Linked DNA regions of Homo sapiens: region 2 is linked to region 1. A link is a loop called in an ENCODE intact Hi-C map of the cell type or tissue named here. Cell type or tissue: PC-9. All regions are shown on one strand. Each heading gives the region's core, and the rest is flanking DNA. Links, peaks and the distances in the headings are about the cores only.

What was found. A loop is a pair of places that touch in the nucleus more often than their neighbours do. Peaks named below come from ENCODE experiments on the same cell type or tissue, not always from the same donor. Only the 100,000 strongest peaks of a DNase experiment are listed, where the experiment ranks them.
Region 2: a loop joins it to region 1, with 3 times the contacts of the local background. A loop is called at or near these places in 2 of 110 quality-filtered maps.

Annotation. Positions count from the first base shown.
Region 1 is chr11:33,629,563-33,638,265 of GRCh38, forward strand. All of the region lies in intron 16 of KIAA1549L (KIAA1549 like), which reads left to right. Among named protein-coding and RNA genes, the nearest start is that of C11orf91, 67 kb to the right of the region's middle. In PC-9, for the core only: no CTCF peak of the experiment used is centred there; DNase peaks (open chromatin) are centred at 3,969, 4,869, 5,109 and 6,749; H3K4me3 peaks cover 861 bases; H3K27ac peaks cover 6,024 bases.
Region 2 is chr11:33,369,103-33,377,805 of GRCh38, forward strand. It overlaps KIAA1549L (KIAA1549 like), which reads left to right and starts at 7,006. Exons shown (of 21, transcript NM_012194.3): 1 at 7,006-7,787. The coding sequence starts at 7,550. RefSeq lists silencers at 6,892-6,951, 6,982-7,221, 7,362-7,461, 7,592-7,871. In PC-9, for the core only: no CTCF peak of the experiment used is centred there; DNase peaks (open chromatin) are centred at 2,539 and 3,599; H3K4me3 peaks cover 2,723 bases; H3K27ac peaks cover 2,803 bases.

The sequences.
Region 1 (8,703 bases), core at 437-8,436:
CTTCCAGTTGATCACATCGGCTCCTGAGGCTTCTGCATTCTTCACGTAGTTCTCGAGCCTTGGTTTTCAGCTCCATCAGCTCCTTTAAGCACTTCTCTGTATTGATTATTCTAGTTATACATTCTTCTAAATTTTTTTCAAAGTTTTCAACTTCTTTGCCTTTGGTTCGAATGTCCTCCCGTAGCTCGGAGTAATTTGATCGTCTGAAGCCTTCTTCTCTCAGCTCGTCAAAGTCATTCTCCGTCCAGCTTTGTTCCGTTGCTGGTGAGGAACTGCGTTCCTTTGGAGGAGGAGAGGCGCTCTGCTTTTTAGAGTTTCCAGTTTTTCTGCTCTGTTTTTCCCCATCTTTGTGGTTTTATCTACTTTTGGTCTTTGATGATGGTGATGTACAGATGGTTTTTTGGTGTGGATGTCCTTTCTCTTTGTTAGTTTTCCTTCTAACAGACAGGACGCTCAGCTGCAGGTCTGTTGGAGTACTGGACCGTGTGAGGTGTCAGTCTGCCTCTGCTGGGGGGTGCCTCCCACTTAGGCTGCTCAGGGGTCAGGGACCCACTTGAGGAGGCAGTCTGCCCGTTCTCAGATCTCCAGCTGCATGCTGGGAGGACCACAGCTCTCTTCAAAGCTGTCAGACCGGGACATTTAAGTCTGCAGAGGTTACTGCTGTCTTTTTGTTTGTCTGTGCCCTGCCCCCAGAGGTGGAGCCTGCAGAGGCAGGCAGGCCTCCTTGAGCTGTGGTGGGCTCCACCCAGTTCGAGCTTCCCGGCTGCTTTGTTTACCTAAGCAAGCCTGGGCAATGGCGGGCGCCCCTCCCCCAGCCTCGCTGCCACCTTGCAGTTTGATCTCAGACTGCTGTGCTAGCAATCAGCGAGACTCCGTGGGCGTAGGCCCCTCCGAGCCAGGTGCGGGATATAATCTCCTGGTGCGCCATTTTTTAAGCCTGTCGGAAAAGCGCAGTATTCGGGTGGGAGTGACCCGATTTTCCAGGTGCCGTTTGTCACCCCTTTCTTTGACTAGGAAAGGGAACTCCCTGACCCTTTGCGCTTCCCGAGTGAGGCAATGCCTCGCCCTGCTTCGGCTCATGCATGGTGCGTGCACCCAGTGACCTGCGCCCACTGTCTGGCACTCCCTAGTGAGATGAACCCGGTACCTCAGATAGAAATGCAGAAATCACCCATCTTCTGCGTCGCTCACGCTGGGAGCTGTAGACCGGAGCTGTTCCTATTTGGCCATCTTGGCTCCTCCCGATTTAAGAGATTTTCAAGGGCTTTTCTCTACATGATTTTTACCTACTCTGCTGGCTGGCATTAGCATTAGCATCTAAGCTTTGTATGAGATTCCACTGTATCAACCCGTGTGAGGCTCTGTGGAGAAGGGAAAGATGTATTAATTTTCGTGCATGGCCAGGTAATTACTAGTGGAGGAGAGAGGTGGAGGCACGTGCAACGTACTGTGGCAATGAACTTGGATGGGAAGAGGAAGTGCTCCTGAGGGTTTGTTCCTTCCTGTCTGTCCCACAGCCACTGCCCAGTACTGTCTCCATTACTCACCACTGCTGAAGCTGCCAGACAGCTGCCAGGGACATCCTTCTAAAACACACACTCTTGTTCAAAATCCTCCAGGAGCTCCCCATAGCTTTGGAGATAAAACTCAGACTCTAAGCTCCCAGCTCAGCACTTTTCTGCTCTGGCTGGCCCAGATGTGCCCTTCTAGCTGACGCGTGTTACTCCTTCAACCACCCCCTTGGCTCCAGCCTGAACACCTTCCCCAAACTTGTCCTGTGGTTTCTCATCTCCGGGTTTTTGCATGCATGCATCACTCCGCCTGGAATCTCCCTTCCCACCTGCTTCATCCAGGCCCAGGCTGCTCAGCCTCCTCGCTGTTAACACTTAGGGCTGTAGAGTTTCTTCATATGGTGCGCTGTCCTGTACGTTACAGGGTTTTTAGCAGCATCCGTGGTCTCTACCTATGCCTGAGGTGCCAGAAGCCCCTCCCAGTTGTGACAACCAAAATACGTCTCCAGGCATTGCAGATGTCCCCTGGTGGTCAAACCTGCTCCTGGCTGAGAACTACTGACCTAAGCAATGCTTTTGGAACTTGGTTTAAACATGACCTTCCCCAGCACCTTTTCCTGGCCCCTATGCCTATGGGCCCCTCCTTTGTGTTCCAGTAGCCCCTGATACCCCAATCAAAGCCTTCACCTCCAACTTCCATTAGTTAGTTCACTTGTGTTATTTCCCCATGCAACTCCTCGAGGACAGGAGTCATGTTTTATTTATCCTTGAAACCACAGCACTCGGAATAGTAACTGGCACACAGTAGATGCGGTGTCTCTATTTGTTGGGCAAATGAACAAACAAGTGTGTCAAACAGAAGAGGTGACTCCTGAGCTGAGACTTGAAAAAATGGGTCACGTTTCTAGCTCTGAGCCAAATACACATTAGATTTGACGGAATATCAAAACCATAGGCTGATGTCCATTGCCATTTGGAGTTCACTGTGAATGGTGGTTATCCACTAAAATCCTTTGGCAAAAGCAACAGAAACTCCAACTTAAACGATCTTAAAACATGAACAGGGTGAATTGTTTACGGTAAATCCAGGCATGGTTTGGTTGGGGCCCCAGTCTGTTCCTCTGCATTATACACAGGTCTGTGTTCCCTTGTGTGTTGGCTGTATCCACAGGTGGACTCTGGTAAGAAATCCCAGGCCTCATATCTACATCCTGTATGGACCAGTGCAAGAGGGAATTCTCTTTTCCCAACCTCAAGACAAGGTTTATGGGTTTTACTCTGACTGAGCCATCATATGCCAAGTGTCCAGCCCTTCATGAATCACTGTAGCAGTGAATGCGGGGAGATTACACTGATTAATTTAACTTGGTCAGGCCCCATCGATGGAGCTGGGGCAGCTTAGTCCCAGCTAGCCCCCCTGGCTGAAACACAGGGAGAGAAGGAGATGGATGCTGAGGCCATCACAGTGCCTGCTACAGTACCTGCTGCTTGAGGAACACTTGTAGTTGGACTTTTTTATTTAGAGAGACAGATCTTGCTCTGTTGCCCAGGCTGGAGTACAGTGACATAATCACAGCTCACTGCAGCCCCAACCTCCTTGGCTCAGGCGAGCCTCCCTCCTCAGCCTCCCAAGTAGCTAGAACTACTACTACCATACCTGGTTAATTTTTAATTTTTATTTATTTATTTATTTATTTTTGTAGAAATGGGGTCTCCCTATGTTGCCCATAGAGGCTGGCCTAGAACTCCTGGCTTTGAGCAATTTTCCCACCTCAGCCTCCCAGAGTGCTGGGATTATAAACATGAGCACTGTGTTGGGCATTTTAAGGAACACACCCAACAGTCTCCTCCACGTCACTCTTCCCTCCAGTTTCAGCCTGTTGTCATCTTTGTGTTTTTTGTCGTTGTTGTTTGTTTTTGAGACAGAGTTTCATTCTTGTTGCCCAGGCTGGAGTGCAATGGTGTGGTCTCAGCTCACTGCAACCTCCACCTCCTGGGTTCAGGCGATTCTCCTGTCTCAGCCTCCCAAGTAACTGGGATGACAGGTGCCCACCACCATGCCCAGCTTTTTTTTTTTTTTTTTTTTTTTTTTTTTTTGTATTTTTAGTAGAGACAGGGTTTCACCATGTTGGCCAGGCTGGTCTTGAACTCCTGACCTCAGGTGATCTGCCCGCCTCTTTCTCCCAAAGTCCTGGGATTTTTACAGGTGTGAGTCACTGCGCCCAGCCCTCTTGTCATCTTTGGTTGGCCCATTCTGAAGGGAAAGATCAGCGTGGTGTTGTGTAACGACTGCTATTCACTGTGAGCTCGGGAAGTCCAGGCTACAGTCAGAGGTTCATGTTTTAGACACAGATAGAGTGACAGAGGGATTTTGTGCATCCGTCTGGTTTTTTCAAGAGCTGAAGAGGTGAAAGGGCAGACTTGAGTGGATGGCGGGGAGAGCCTGTTTGTGATGGAATAGTGCTAACTCACGGGAGAGATCCTCCCAGTGTCCTCGCTCCCTGCAGTGCCAGCTCAGCTAAGATGAAAAAAAGCAGGTGATGACTCACCTAGAAAGCAAAACGCGAATTAGCTTTCCAAGAGAGAAAGCCATTCTGATATGTTTACTTTCGGGTGGATTCCTTTTGAAGAGGTGTTTTTAATTATGACTGTGGTTTATATATTGTTCTTGAAGTTCACAGGTAGTACAGTGTAGGGGCTGTGCTCATAGCCTCTGGAGCTAGGCTACTTACAAGCTACGTGAAGTTAGGCCAGTTACCTTCCTATCTGCGCTTTAGTGTTCTCATCTGTAAAATGGGGATACCAGTGGTACCTACTTTATGAGGATGTTGTGGAAATTAAATGAGCTAATGCAGACAAAGCATGTAGAAAACAGGCGGTGAACATTAGCTATTATAACTCCCCAGGAGGGAGAGGGCGATACTCCCCTTTTCCTGTTTCTTTTCTAGCAGTTACTACTCTGTTTTTGTTGTTGTTGTTGTTGTTTTGAGACAGAGTCTCATTCTGTCGCCCAGGCTGGAGTGCAGTGGCATGATCTCAGCTCACTGCAACTTCTGCCTCCCGGGTTCAAGCAATTCTCCTGCCTTAGCCTCCTGAGTAGCTGGGATTACAAGCATGCACCACCATGCCCAGCTAATTTTTGTATTTTTAAGAGAGGCAGGGTTTCACCAGGTTGGGCAGGCTTATCTGGAACTCCTGACCTCAAGTGATCCACCCACCTCGGCCTCCCAAAGTGCTGGGATTACAGGTTTGAACCACCACGCCCGGCCTGCGCTTACTGCTCTGAATTGTGTCACACACCAAAGAGAGGACTGCATTCCTCCAAGGGTGCCTTTCTCCAGCATGACTGGACAAGAGATGGGCCGTAGTACAAGGCCACACTTCCAGAGATGACCTTTAAGGTAATGTTTTTGCAAACACAGGGTGGGACAGTGGTTGCAACTCAAGGCAAATGGATCTTGTGGGCTGCTCAGTAATTGAATTTCCCCTGCTCCTTAGAGAGCAACAAGTTATGGGGGGAGAAAGACGGGAAGTTGAGCTGGCACCTAAGACTTCTGTTACACGGGGAAGATGTTTTGCTTTAGGGGCAGTGAGTAATGCTGAGAGCATTGGAGCACCTTCTTTTATCCTTGTCTGTCCCATCTTCATAGTCTCAGTGGAGACTCTGATTATGAGTCACTCTCTGAAAGGTCCTCTCTGAAAGAGGATGTCCCTATTTCCTTAGAAGTCTATGAGAGACCCTTTATATGTCTTTTCTACTGAACTGAAACACAGAAACAGCATGCTGTCCTCACATCCTCATAGCCCTGGAGTGATCGTAGATCATCCTTTGGAAGGGCCATCAGAATGAAATTTGAAATTTTGCTGAAAAAATTTTTTTTAATTCCATTTGCACGCCTTTGCAGAAAAGTGACCAAGCCATTATTTTGAACCCCACTGCCTGTTCTGAGGGGAACCAATCTCACTTTATTATTAGAGAAGCTTCCAGGATGCAGGCTTATGGGAAACTGCTGCCAAAGGTCTCTCTGCTCCTGTACCATCATGGTCTTCTTCCCACCTGGTGAAGTGAGAACTTCCTGAAATGTGGTTTCCAGAAGCAACTTTCTAAATATGTCTCTCCTTCCTCAGTAACAGGCAGCACTTGCAGTGGGCAGAGGAGGCATTAAATGGAGAGAAGTGGCACTGTTTTGTGTGGCCCAAAAGACTCCGATTGGTGGAAAATAAAAATGGACATGGAGCCAGATAAATTTCATCATGGCCAGATGGCCCAGGAATTTATCTTGCTGAAACCCCCACTCGGTCTCTGGGCCCTTGCCACGAAGTTGCATAATTTGTTCAGAATCTGTTCGTGCAGGATGGAGCTGCGATTGACACTGAGCTGAAAATCTGGGCTTTGGGGCAGGGTTTGGAGAGAGGCTTCAAATTCCTATGCTCCAGAAATGAAGTAACAAGGTGAGGTAAAGTGATGTTACACCCACTTGTGTGTCCTGGAAAGTGTGGGCTTGTAAAACCCCTGTTCACTTCGGGGCGCCTAACTCAAGAAATTCTAGAATAAGTGGCCTCAAGAGCCCTTTATCCCTCTTCGTTAAGCCCATTCTAGATAAAACTGTTTCATTCATTTTAGACAAAACTGTTTCATTCATTTTAGACAAATGGAAATGTCTTTTACTGTTGAAGACTTTTGAGTAGGAATTCTCCAGACTTTTAACACTCATTTATTCAGTGAGTATTTATTAATGTTCTACCACATGCCATTCTGGGATACGGCAGAAAATATGACAATATCCCTGCCCTCATGGGGCTTATCCAGTAGTCACCACTTATCCATGGTTTCAGCTACTTACGGTCAACTATGATCTGAAAATATTAAATGGGAAATTCCAAAGATAATTTATACGTTTTAAATTGTGTGCCATTCTGAGTAGTGTAATGAAGTCTGACGCCATCCCACTCCATCCCACCCAGGACATGAATCTTGCCTTTGTCCAGCTTATCCTGGTCAACAAGGATAATGTCTATGCTACCCAGCTGTCAGTCACTTAGTCACACAGTGGTTATTCAGACAACCACTGTCGCAGCATGCCAGTGCTTGTGTTCAGGTAACCCTTATTTTACTTAATGGTGGCTCCAAAGGGTGAGAGTGGTAACGCAATTTGGTTATGACAAAGAAAAGCCCTCTAGTGCTTCCTTTAATAGGTGAAAGTTGCTGACTTAGTAAGGAAAGAAAAAAAATTGTATCCTGAGGTTGCTACAATCTCTGGTAACAATGAATCTTCTTTTTTTTTTTTTTTTTGAGACAGAGTCTCGCTGTGTCACCCAGGCTGGATTGCATTTGCGTAATCACGGCTCACTGCAACTTCCACCTCCTGGGTTCAGCCTCCCAAGTAGCTGGGATTACAGGCATGTACTACCACGCCCAGCTAATTTTTGCCTTTTTAATAGAGATGGGGTTTCACCATGTTGGCCAGGCTGGTGTTGAACTCCTGACCTCAAGTGATCCACCAGCCTCGACCTCCCAAAGTTCTGGGATTACGGGCGTGAACCACCACGCCCAGCCAAGAACGAATCTTCTACCCATGAAATTGTGAACAGTATATTGTTATAATTGTTCTTTTATTATTAGCTATTGTTGTTAATTTCTCACTGTGCCTAATTTATAAATTAAACTTTATTATAGGTTTGTATGAGAAAAAACATCATGTATCTAGGATTCATTACTCTCCACGATTTCAGGCATCCAGTGGGGGTCTTGGAACATTTTCCCTGAGGATAAGGGAGACTAATTTATTACACTAGGGAAAACTGGCAACAAACACCCACACACATACATGTACAGCACAGTGTCGGGAAGGCTATGGAGGAACATAACTCAAGGAAGGCAGTGGAGAGTACCAGGAGCTTCTCTGAATAGCTTGGGCAGGGCAGGGCTCTCCAGGGAGGTGACTTTTGAGCAGACCTAAAATGCTTGCCCCAGGGGAAGAGCTTTCCAGGCAGAAAATTCAGCAAGTGGAAGGGCCCAGACATGCTTGGGGAGCTCAGAGACCATTAAGGAGACCCATGTAGCACAGTTCCTCTTGTTGGTAAAGAGTCTTGGCTTCAACTCTTGGCTTTCCTTCACTCTCACATCTAATCTGTCAGCAGCTCTGCCAGTTCTCTTCCAAAATACATCTTGAACTCACCTACCCCTTGTCTGTCCATGACCACCCTAATCCAGGCCCCTGTCATCTCTTCTGGCCTAGGTTACGGCCAGAGCCGCAAGCAAGTGCTTCCTAACCGGCCTCCCATAAATTCCAATCACATTTCTTCCCTGCTTAAAATTCTTCAGTAGTTTCCCATTGCCCTTTGACAACAGTCCAGCCTTCTTACCATGGCCTTTAAGACCCTGCATGATCTGGACCCTGCCTTCCTCTCCAGCCCCATGTCCTGACAATTAGGGCTTCAGCTACAAGGTCTGTATATTAGTTTGCTAGGGCACAGACTGGGTGGTATGGCTTAAACAACAGACATTTATTTTCTCACAGTTCTGGAGGTTACAAGTTCTAGATCAAAGTGTTGGTAGGATTGGTTTCTTCTGAGGGCCATGAGGGAAGGATGCGTTCCAGGTATCTTTCCTGAGTTTATGAAAGGCCATCTCTTCCCTGAGCCTTCATATCGGCTTCCCTTTGTACATGCTGTGTCCAAATTTCCTCTTCTTAGAAGGATCAGTCCTTTGGACCCAAGGGTCCACTCTAATGACCTCATTTAACTTAATTACCTGTGTGAAGGCGCCATCTCCAAATACAGTCACATTCTGAGATGCTAGGAGTTAGGACTTCAACATAAAAATTTTGTGGGGGACACAGTTCATTCTGTAACAGTCCTTTCTTTTTCTCAAGCACTACCAACTCTCTCTCACCTCTGGGCTTTCCTACAACCATCACATGGGCAACCTCTTCTCCTCCTTCAGGTCTGAAAACATGGCATCTCCTCAGAGAAGCTTTCCCTGACCATCCCCATCAAGCTAGCTATGTCAATCTGTTTTGTTTCTTTTAGTATGGGAAAATTGACATATGGTAAAAATGTACAGGTTGTTAGTACACAATGTGATGAGCTTTGACAAAAGTGTACACCCTTATAACCACCAGACCAATGAAAATACCAAACGTTTTCATCACTCCCAGAAAACTCCCTCACTTTTTTTTTCAGTCAATAT
Region 2 (8,703 bases), core at 326-8,325, 260 kb before region 1:
CCTTCTCCCCTACCTCCCCTCCCTTTCCTTCCCCTCCCCTTCTCCCTTCCCTTCTCCCTTCCCTTCCCTTCCCTTCTCTTCCCTTTCCCTCCTCCTCTTCCTCTTTCTCCTGGTATCATTGGTTACTCCCTGTCAAATCCTTCAACACTGTTCCTGTCTCCTTACCATCCTCATTGTGCTGCCTCAGTTCAGACCTGGAACTTATCCAAACTAATACTTTTATCTGACTTCCTGGCTTTGAGTCCACCCCCACTCCTCCAACCTTCCTCATTACTTTCCAGGTGGTCTTTTTAAAATTCAATTTTGACCAAGACAGTAGCAGTGGAGGTGCCAAGGAGATGCTTGGAGCAATAGAAGGGGCAAGTAAACATAACCTAAGTGAAAGCAGAGCTCTTCTTATCAAATTCAGCTTCAAGACGAGTCCTGGACCAGTTTCCTCAAAGCTTCTCATGAAAATTCTGAAGTTGCCTTTGGATGCCAGCCTGCTTTCAAATTTTCACTGTCACTGTCAAGATGATGTCCAATCTCTTGGAGGACTTTTCGGAGGACTTTTCTTTTCTTTACTTTTTTAGAGACAGGGTCTTGCTGTATTGCCCAGGCTGGGCTTGAACTCCTGGCTTCAACTAATCCCACCTGGGCCTCCCAGTGCTGGAATTCCAGGCTCGAGCCACTGTGCCTGGCTTTAGGAGGACATTAAATTCTCTATGACCACAATCTAATTTTAAAACATTTCTATTACCCTAAAAAGAAACTTTGTGCCCATTACAGTCACTTTTTGTTTTTACTCACCAGCCCCAGGTAAGCACTAATCTACTTTCTCTTTGGTTTGCCTTTTCTGGACACTTCATACAAACGGAGTCATAGAATATTGTGACCTTTTGTGACTGGCTTCTTTCATTTCGCATAGTATTTTCAATTCATCAGTGTTGTAGCATGTATCAGTACTTTCTTCCTTTTTATCGATGAACAGTATTTGGTTGTCCCACATTCTATTTATCTTTTCACCAGTTCATGAGTTCTTCCCACTTTTTGGCTATTGTGAATAATGCTGCTCCATATATTTGTGTAAAAGCATTGTGTGAACATACGCTTTTATTTGTTTTGAGTAGATACATGTATCTTGATATCTTGGGTAGATATCTCTAGTTTCTGAAAGGGATAGTGTGGTAGCGTTTTAAAGTTTTCTCAAGGTTACTAGTTATTAGGTGATGGAGTTAGGACTTCAACTCAGGTTGTAAATCATTGAGATTTTCAATGACCAATCCTGGTTTCCACCCCACAGAGCCCAAGAAATAGTCTCAACACAGTGAGACAAGAAATTGAGGGCAAAGAGAGACAGTAAAAATGAGCTAGCCCCATACTGTCAAATGCTAGACCAGATCTCTGCTCTGCTATTGGATGAATCCCAAAAGCAACAGAAGTATTAGTGAGAGACAGATTGACCTTTGATCGTTAAAAAACAAACAAAAGACCCTGCCTCCTCCCACTGGAGGATTTATTTATTTATTTATTTGAGACGGAATCTCACTCTGCTGCCCAGGCTGGAGTGCAGTGGCATGATCTCGGCTCACTGCAACCTCTGCCTCCCGGGTTCAAGTGATTCTCCTGCTTCAGCCTCCTGAGTAGCTAGGATTGCAGGTGTGCACCACCATGCCTGGCTAATTTTTCTATTTTTATTAGAGATGGGGTTTCACCATGTTGGCCAGGGTGGTCTCAAACTCCTGACCTCAAATGATCCACCCGCCCAGGCCTCCCAAAGTGCTGGGATTACAGGCGTGAGCCACTGAGCCTGGCCCCCCTGGAGGATTTAGAGGATAATTAGCCAGAACCTGGAGGAGCTGAAATGTCATCAATGGATGTCAAGTTGAAGTCAACAAACACTGAGTAGCTAGGCTGCTGTGGGGGACACCCTGAGGACTGAGATCAGTCTCACTCACCCTGGAGTCTAGGGGCTGGTCCTAGTGGGTGCTGTTACCGTCTTGCTGGGCCCGATGTGCTGGGCCTTGGGGTGGGCCTGGGAAACTGTTTTTAGAAAAACAGGTTGAGATATAAGGGGGAGGGGAAAGCTAGTTGACCTGCGTTTCTGCAACAGCCTTCTTACAGTCGGCCTCCTCCTTATCTCACCCCTGTTGTACCCGTTCTACAAGGTGGCCAGAGTGATTTTCCTGGAACACACATTCACCACTCCTCTGCTTTAAAATTTGTCCCTAAGCTCCCTACTGCCCTCTGTCATTGTTAATTCAGCTGCATCTCTTTGCCCTTGCGGGCAGTTGCTGTCTGCGGGGAACCCATATGATAAGCATTTGTCTCAGGGCCAGGACAGTGCCAGGCAGGAAGGGCCCAGTAAACGACCCATCGTTGTTATATCCAGTGTTTTCTCAAGGGCACGGAAGCAAAGAAAACCATATTTAAATTTTTGTTTTGAATTTCTTCTGTCTCAATGTCTGCAATATACACCATGGCACCAGTCCCTTGCTTGCCTCCCTAACCTCCTCTCTCAGCAGTTTCCTCTGCAGAAGCCCACAGCATCCTTTCCCGCCCCCCTGACAGCATATACTGAACTGTGGCATAATTGAGTGTTTACTCATCTCCCTCACTTACTCTTTTTTTTTTTTTGAGATGGTGTCTCACTCTGTCGCCCAGGCTGGAGTACAGTGGTGCTATCTTGGCTGACTGCAAACTCTGCCTCCCAGGTTCAAGCGATTCTCCTGCCTCAGCCTCCTTAGTTGCTGGGATACAGGCGCCCACCATCATGCCTGGCTAATTTTTGTATTTTTAGTAGAGATGGGGTTTCACCATGTTGGCCAGGCTGGTCTCGAACTCCTGACCTCATGTGATCCACCCGACTCAGCCTCCCAAAATGCTGGGATTACAGGCGTGAGCTACCGCGCCCAGCCTCCCCCACTTATTCCTAAGTATGGAGTTCAGTGAGGGTGGGGACAAGGCCTTGCTTGCTGTGGGAATCCTAGAGTCTAGAACGGTCCTGGGTGCACAAAAGGAGTTCAGTGTAGACTTGGGCTTTGCTCCAGCAAGGAGTGTCAGCAACAGAGTTCTTGACTAGAGGAGAAATAGCTGCCTATTTTAAAAAGAATGAAAGCAGAGGCCTAGAGATTTCCCCTCTATGAATGGCAGAAATTTCTGTTGTGGGCCTGAAACAATTGCCCAAAGATTGTTCTTTCTTCCCAGCCTAACAAAATGCTTTGCACAAAACACACTGACTTTTGAAAGCTATGTAGCAATAAATTTACACACTGAGAAAGCCCCAAAGCCCTAGAAATAGACTAAAATTAATGAAAGAGTTTATGGTTTAAGAGGGTTGCAATTGTCATATAATAAGATTGGTTGAGTGTTTACTGTGTGTCAAGTATTCTTCTAAATGCTTGACATGTATCAATTCAATTCTCAAGACAATTCAATGAGGGAGTCACTCTTATCATTTCCAGTTTTATAGGTGAGAGATATAGAGTAATCTCTATATGATGTGCCCAAAGTTAAACAGCTAGTAAACGGTAAGGCCTGAATTTAAATCTGAGTAAAGTTTCAGAGTCTATACAGTCACCCACCAATCAATGACTCATCAGTCAAAGATCTCACCAAGCTTCCTGCTCCAGCAGAGAACCCTTCCGGAGTGGTTCCTCCTGGATAAGAATAAGGTACAAACTCCATGCCATGGCATCGCAGGCTCTCAACATCTGCCCGTAACTTGGCTCCCCTGCCTGGAGGCTGAATCTCCCTAAGTTCCCTCTGTGCTTCTCTCACCAGATACCTTATCTTTCCCTGCAAAATGCTGCAGACTTTCATGGCTTTCTATTGTGTCATTGGCTGTGCCTGGCAAACTCCGACTTTAAATGTTTCCTTCTTTTGCCTTTTCTCCTCCAGGCAGAAATAGCCACCCCTTGCTCACATTCCCATGGCGATGAGTGATCTGCACGTACCTCTATCGCATCCTCAGCACATTGCTCTGAAGTTATTGCTGCATGTATCTGTCCCCCTCATTAGACTGTAGGCTTCTTCTTCTTTTTTTTCTTTTCTTTTTTTTTTTTTTTTTTGAGACGGAGTCTTGCTCTGTAGCCCAGGCTAGAGTGCAGTGGTGTGAGCTCGGCTCACTGCAACCTCCGCCTTCTGGGTCCTGGTTCAAGCAATTCTCCTGCCTTAGGCTCCCGAGTGGCTGGGATCACAGGCATGCACCACCATGCCCAGCTAATTTTTGTATTTTCAGTAGAGACGGCGTTTCACTATGTTGGTCGGGCTGGTCTTGAACTCCTGACCTCGTGATCCACCCACCTCGGCCTCCCAAAGTGTTGGGATTACAGGCGTGAGCCACTGCACCTGGCTGACTGTAGGCTTCTTGAGGAAAGGGATGGTATCTCGTCTTGAGGTCAGTCTCATCAGGGAGACGAATTCATTGAAACACCAGTGCAACAACCAACACGTGAAAAGTAATTTATAATTTGTGTAAGTCTGGCAAATAATGGAGAAGGGAAAATCCCATTTACAATACAGAATTTACTTTCTCGAGATATGCATTTGCTATCTCCCAACCCCATGGCAGTTGCCCCTAAATCAATCTCTCTCAACTCGCATGGAGAAGCCAGCTGTGTTCAGGTCTTGCCTTTCTTGCTTTGCACACAGCGTCTCTCCTGCTGGATCTTTTATATCTCTTTAGGCCAGCAACATTCAGTCGCTTCCCGGGTGAATGCAGCCAGCCTGTCCAGCTTCCTCAGTTCCTGACTCACCATCAACACCACAATTGTCCAGGTGCAGAAAAGGGGTGGGTGGGGGAAGCTGTGGCTACTAAAGGGTTCGTGTTTTCCCCCATCACATCCACCTGTGTGTTCTCCGGAGCTCTTAACTCAGAGCCTGATACAGGATTGGTGCTCCTGAGAGTGACTTATCTTCCCCTCTCCCTCTCCTTCAGATGTGTCCAAGGCCTTTCACAACTTGGCCTCAGCATAAGAGTTCTGGGTCTCAAACAGGCAGGCCCACTGCTCCAAGACCAATCTTCCTGCCTCCTTCCCTGCCTCTGCTCCGCCCACTTCTCTCTCCAGGGGCTCCCTTTTCTGCAACACCTAAGCGAGTCTATACCCTGCCCTTGTTTCAGTTCTTCTTTGCCTGACATCCTCATTCCCCATCGCCTTGTCCGTGGGATCACCACCGGCTGCAGGGCCGTTCATCTTGTGATGCTGCCTGAACCATGACCATGGGCTGGCTTTCTCACAGTGTCTCCAACTAATTTAGTGAATTGCTTTATCTCTTCAACTAGACTGCATCTTTCCCTTCCTCCCTCCCTCCCTCTCTCTCTCCCTCTCTCTCTTTCTTTTGAAGGAGTCTCCCTCTGTTGCCCAGGCTGGAGTGCAGTGGTGCAATCTTGGCTCACTGCAACCTCTGCCTTCCAGGTTGAAGCAATTCTCCTGCCTCAGCCTCCCAAGTAGCTGGGATTACAGGCATGCACCACCACACCTGGCAAATTTTTGTATTTTTAGTAGAGACAGGGTTTCACCATGTTGGCCAGGCTGGTCTCAAACTCCTGACCTCAGGTGATTCGCCTGCCTTGGCCTCCTAAAGTGCTGGTATTACAGGCGTGAGCCACTGCGCCAGGCCAGACTGCAAGTTTCTTAACACAACCCAAAACAGCCCAACTAGTTTAATTAAAGAACAAAATTAAATCATAACCCCCAACAAGGCATTACTATATTTCAACAAATCTTAGACATATTATAAGAACACATCTGACTTCTGAAAAGTTAACATGTGAAAAGTATGTGTCTTAGATGAAATGTGGTGTTATTTCTATCCTGCAGATGCTCAATAACTAGAACCTAACACTTTTCCAGATCCCCTGGTTAAGTTGCTGTGCCCTAACACACCAGGCACGCTCTGCCCCGGGATGTTAGCCTTTTTGGTTCCCTGTATCTGGAATGCTCTTCGCGCATGGCTTGTTCTCACCTCCTTCAGATCTTGGCTCAAACGTCACCTTCTCAGCGAGGCCTTTCTTCACAATGTTTAACATTTGCAACACCCCCTCCCCACGTTTCATTCTTTTACACTGATTTTTCTTTACGGCATTTACCAGTCTAATATTCTATTACTTATTTGTTTATTGCGGGTGAACCCCCACTAGAATGTCAGCTCCAGGAGGGCAGGGATTTTGTTTATGGCTGTTGTCATTGGCACATCGCAGGCAGTCAGTAAGGATTGTTGAGTGAATAGCGTCTGAGCTTTACCGGGTCAAGGATGTGTGTGTTTCCCCGCTGCTTGTATCCTCAGTGCCTAACACAGATGCTGGCAAACAGCGGGCCCGTAATAGATACTCAGTGACTGGGGATGGATGAGGCGCCTATGAGCCAGGTCACTTGCTAAGGCCATCAAGGCTAGCAAGGGCGAAGAGCAGGGGACCAACTCAGGTGACGCCTGGGCCTTTTGTCCCTCTGAGCAGGAGCTGCCTGACTCTCCTGTTTGGGGGTGTAGACTTTTTTGGAAAAACTTCCCCCAGTCTTCCCAGTGCGCAGTGTAATGCTTTGCACGTAGTGTGGCTGCAACAAATATTTATAATGTGTTTTAATCCAGCGTGTTATTGCAACTAGCCCACAGCCGCTTGAGCTCCTCAGGGGTAAACTGGCATGCAGCTGTCCGTTGAACCCTCGGAGAAGTAGTGAACAAACAGCACAAAGCGCGCCCGCCCTTCTACAAAGAGCTTTTCCAAAATCCAGGCGGAAGAGCTTTCCTGCCGCTTGGGCACGTTGACCATGACCCCCCTCCCCGGCCAGACGACCTCTCTCCCGCCAACCTTCCCTTCTCTAGATGGGGGACAGGAGGGGAGGGAAGCCCTCCCCTTAAGGACCTCCGCTGCGCGGGAGCCGCCGGGAGGGGTCCCCCTCCTGGGTCTCGAGCCCGGCCGGGCGCGCGGGAGCGGGGAGCGCGCGGTGGCTCCGCGCGGGGCTGCGCGCGCGCGCCGGCCTCGCCTCCTCGCCTCCTCGCCCGTTCCGGAGGCTACGTGCTTTCTTTGTCAATGAGGCGCCGCTCTGAGCTGCGGTAGCACTCGCGGCCCGGGAACCCGAGCCGGAGCCGGGGCTGGAACCCGAAGCCCAGCGAGGAGCGAGGAGCGAGGAGCCAGGACAGCGGGGCGCCGAGGCTGCAGCGGCGGCGGGAGGGAGGGACCCGAGCGCGCCCCGCGGCCGCCACCCCCGTTCCCGGCAGCCTCGCCCCCTAGTTCTGCAGGAGCCGGCCCGGGGGAGGGGGCCCCGGGCGGCGCCCGTCCCACCCTCGCCGCCCCAATCGCGCCGGCGCGCGGCGACAGGCACCGTGGGAACCCCGGCCCGCACCCGCCGCGGCTCCATGCGGGCCCGGCCCCTGCGCGGGTGAAGCCGCGGCTCCCTGGAGCCCGCCCCGGGCGCGGCAGGACGAGCGAGCCAGTCGCGCCGCTCGGCGCCCCCTCCCTCCGGCGCCCGGGCCGTGGCCGGCGATGCCCGGTGAGGACCGGGGCGCCGAGGGCTGGGCTCCCCGGCGCGGTGCAGAGCGAGGCAGCGGCCTGGATGTGTGAAGCGTCCCCATGGCTCCGCAGGAGGCCAAGCCTCAGGGCTCAAGGGAAGCTGGGCCCGCGACGCGGGGGCGCGGGGGCCGGCCCGTGGCGCGTGGGCTTGGTCGGGCTGCCTGGGGAGCCGCGCGCTGCACGGGTGTGAGGGGCCCCGGGGCCGGCGCGTCCCACGATGCGCCCCCGCGGCCACCGACGCTGCTGCTGGGACTTCTGCTGCTGGCGGCCCTCCTGGAGCACGGCCAGGCCGACCCGGGTAAGCGCTCGGCGGCGGGGCGTCCGCGGAGGTTTCTGGAGGAGCGGGGCGGCGGGACGGGACCCACACCTGCCCAGGTGGCGGTGGAGAGGTATTGGCAACACCGGCCCTTTACTGCTGCAACAGTAGGCGAACTGTCAGAAATCTGTCTTTCGGGAAGGCACTTTGGGCGGGGAAGAAAAAAAAAGGAGCAATCGCCTCTTCTTTTTGGACAAGTTGTAGAACCTTCCTAGTGGTCCCGCAGGCACGCTTTATTTAGAGAAAGATGTGTGTTTAGGACACCTTAAACGGGAAATGTATCATTAGAACACGTTTCAGGGTGGCAAAGTCCCTGGTATTTTGGGCTCTCTGTTGAGTGTCCACTTTGTCTTAACTGCATGAAATGGCTAGAGAGTTTTAGGCAATCCGCGTGTCGGCTTCCCAAATATCAACACAGTTTCTCCTGTGTTGATAGCGGAACCCTTTTCTTTTGGGAAGGAGGTCTCTCCAATAATTGCTTGCACCTTGCAAAGGGATGCAGGCGCTCATTAAGTATATAATCCACTGTTTGCAGGTTAGTTAAAAATAGTCATGCTTGGCTTGTAGACTTCCAGCAATCCCCAGGAAATAGATTTCTGTAATTCCTTGGACAATTTTGAGAAATCTGTTGTAAGTATTCTAGGTGGGGGTGGATTTTTCTGCTAAGTGTGCTTCAAAACTTAAGCTGTGCAGTAAGCAGTTGTCCTGGAAATAATAATGATTACTGCCTGCACTTGGAAAGGGCAGGCTTTTGTGTTTCTGACGAAATTCTGAGCTCTTGATACACTGCCTTATCAAGGAATATATTTCTCACTTCAGATAATGTGTTCCTGTAGTTTTGCATTTTTTAGCAAGGACTAATGACTTCTTCTTTCTCAGAGTACCCCCTCCCCCAAAT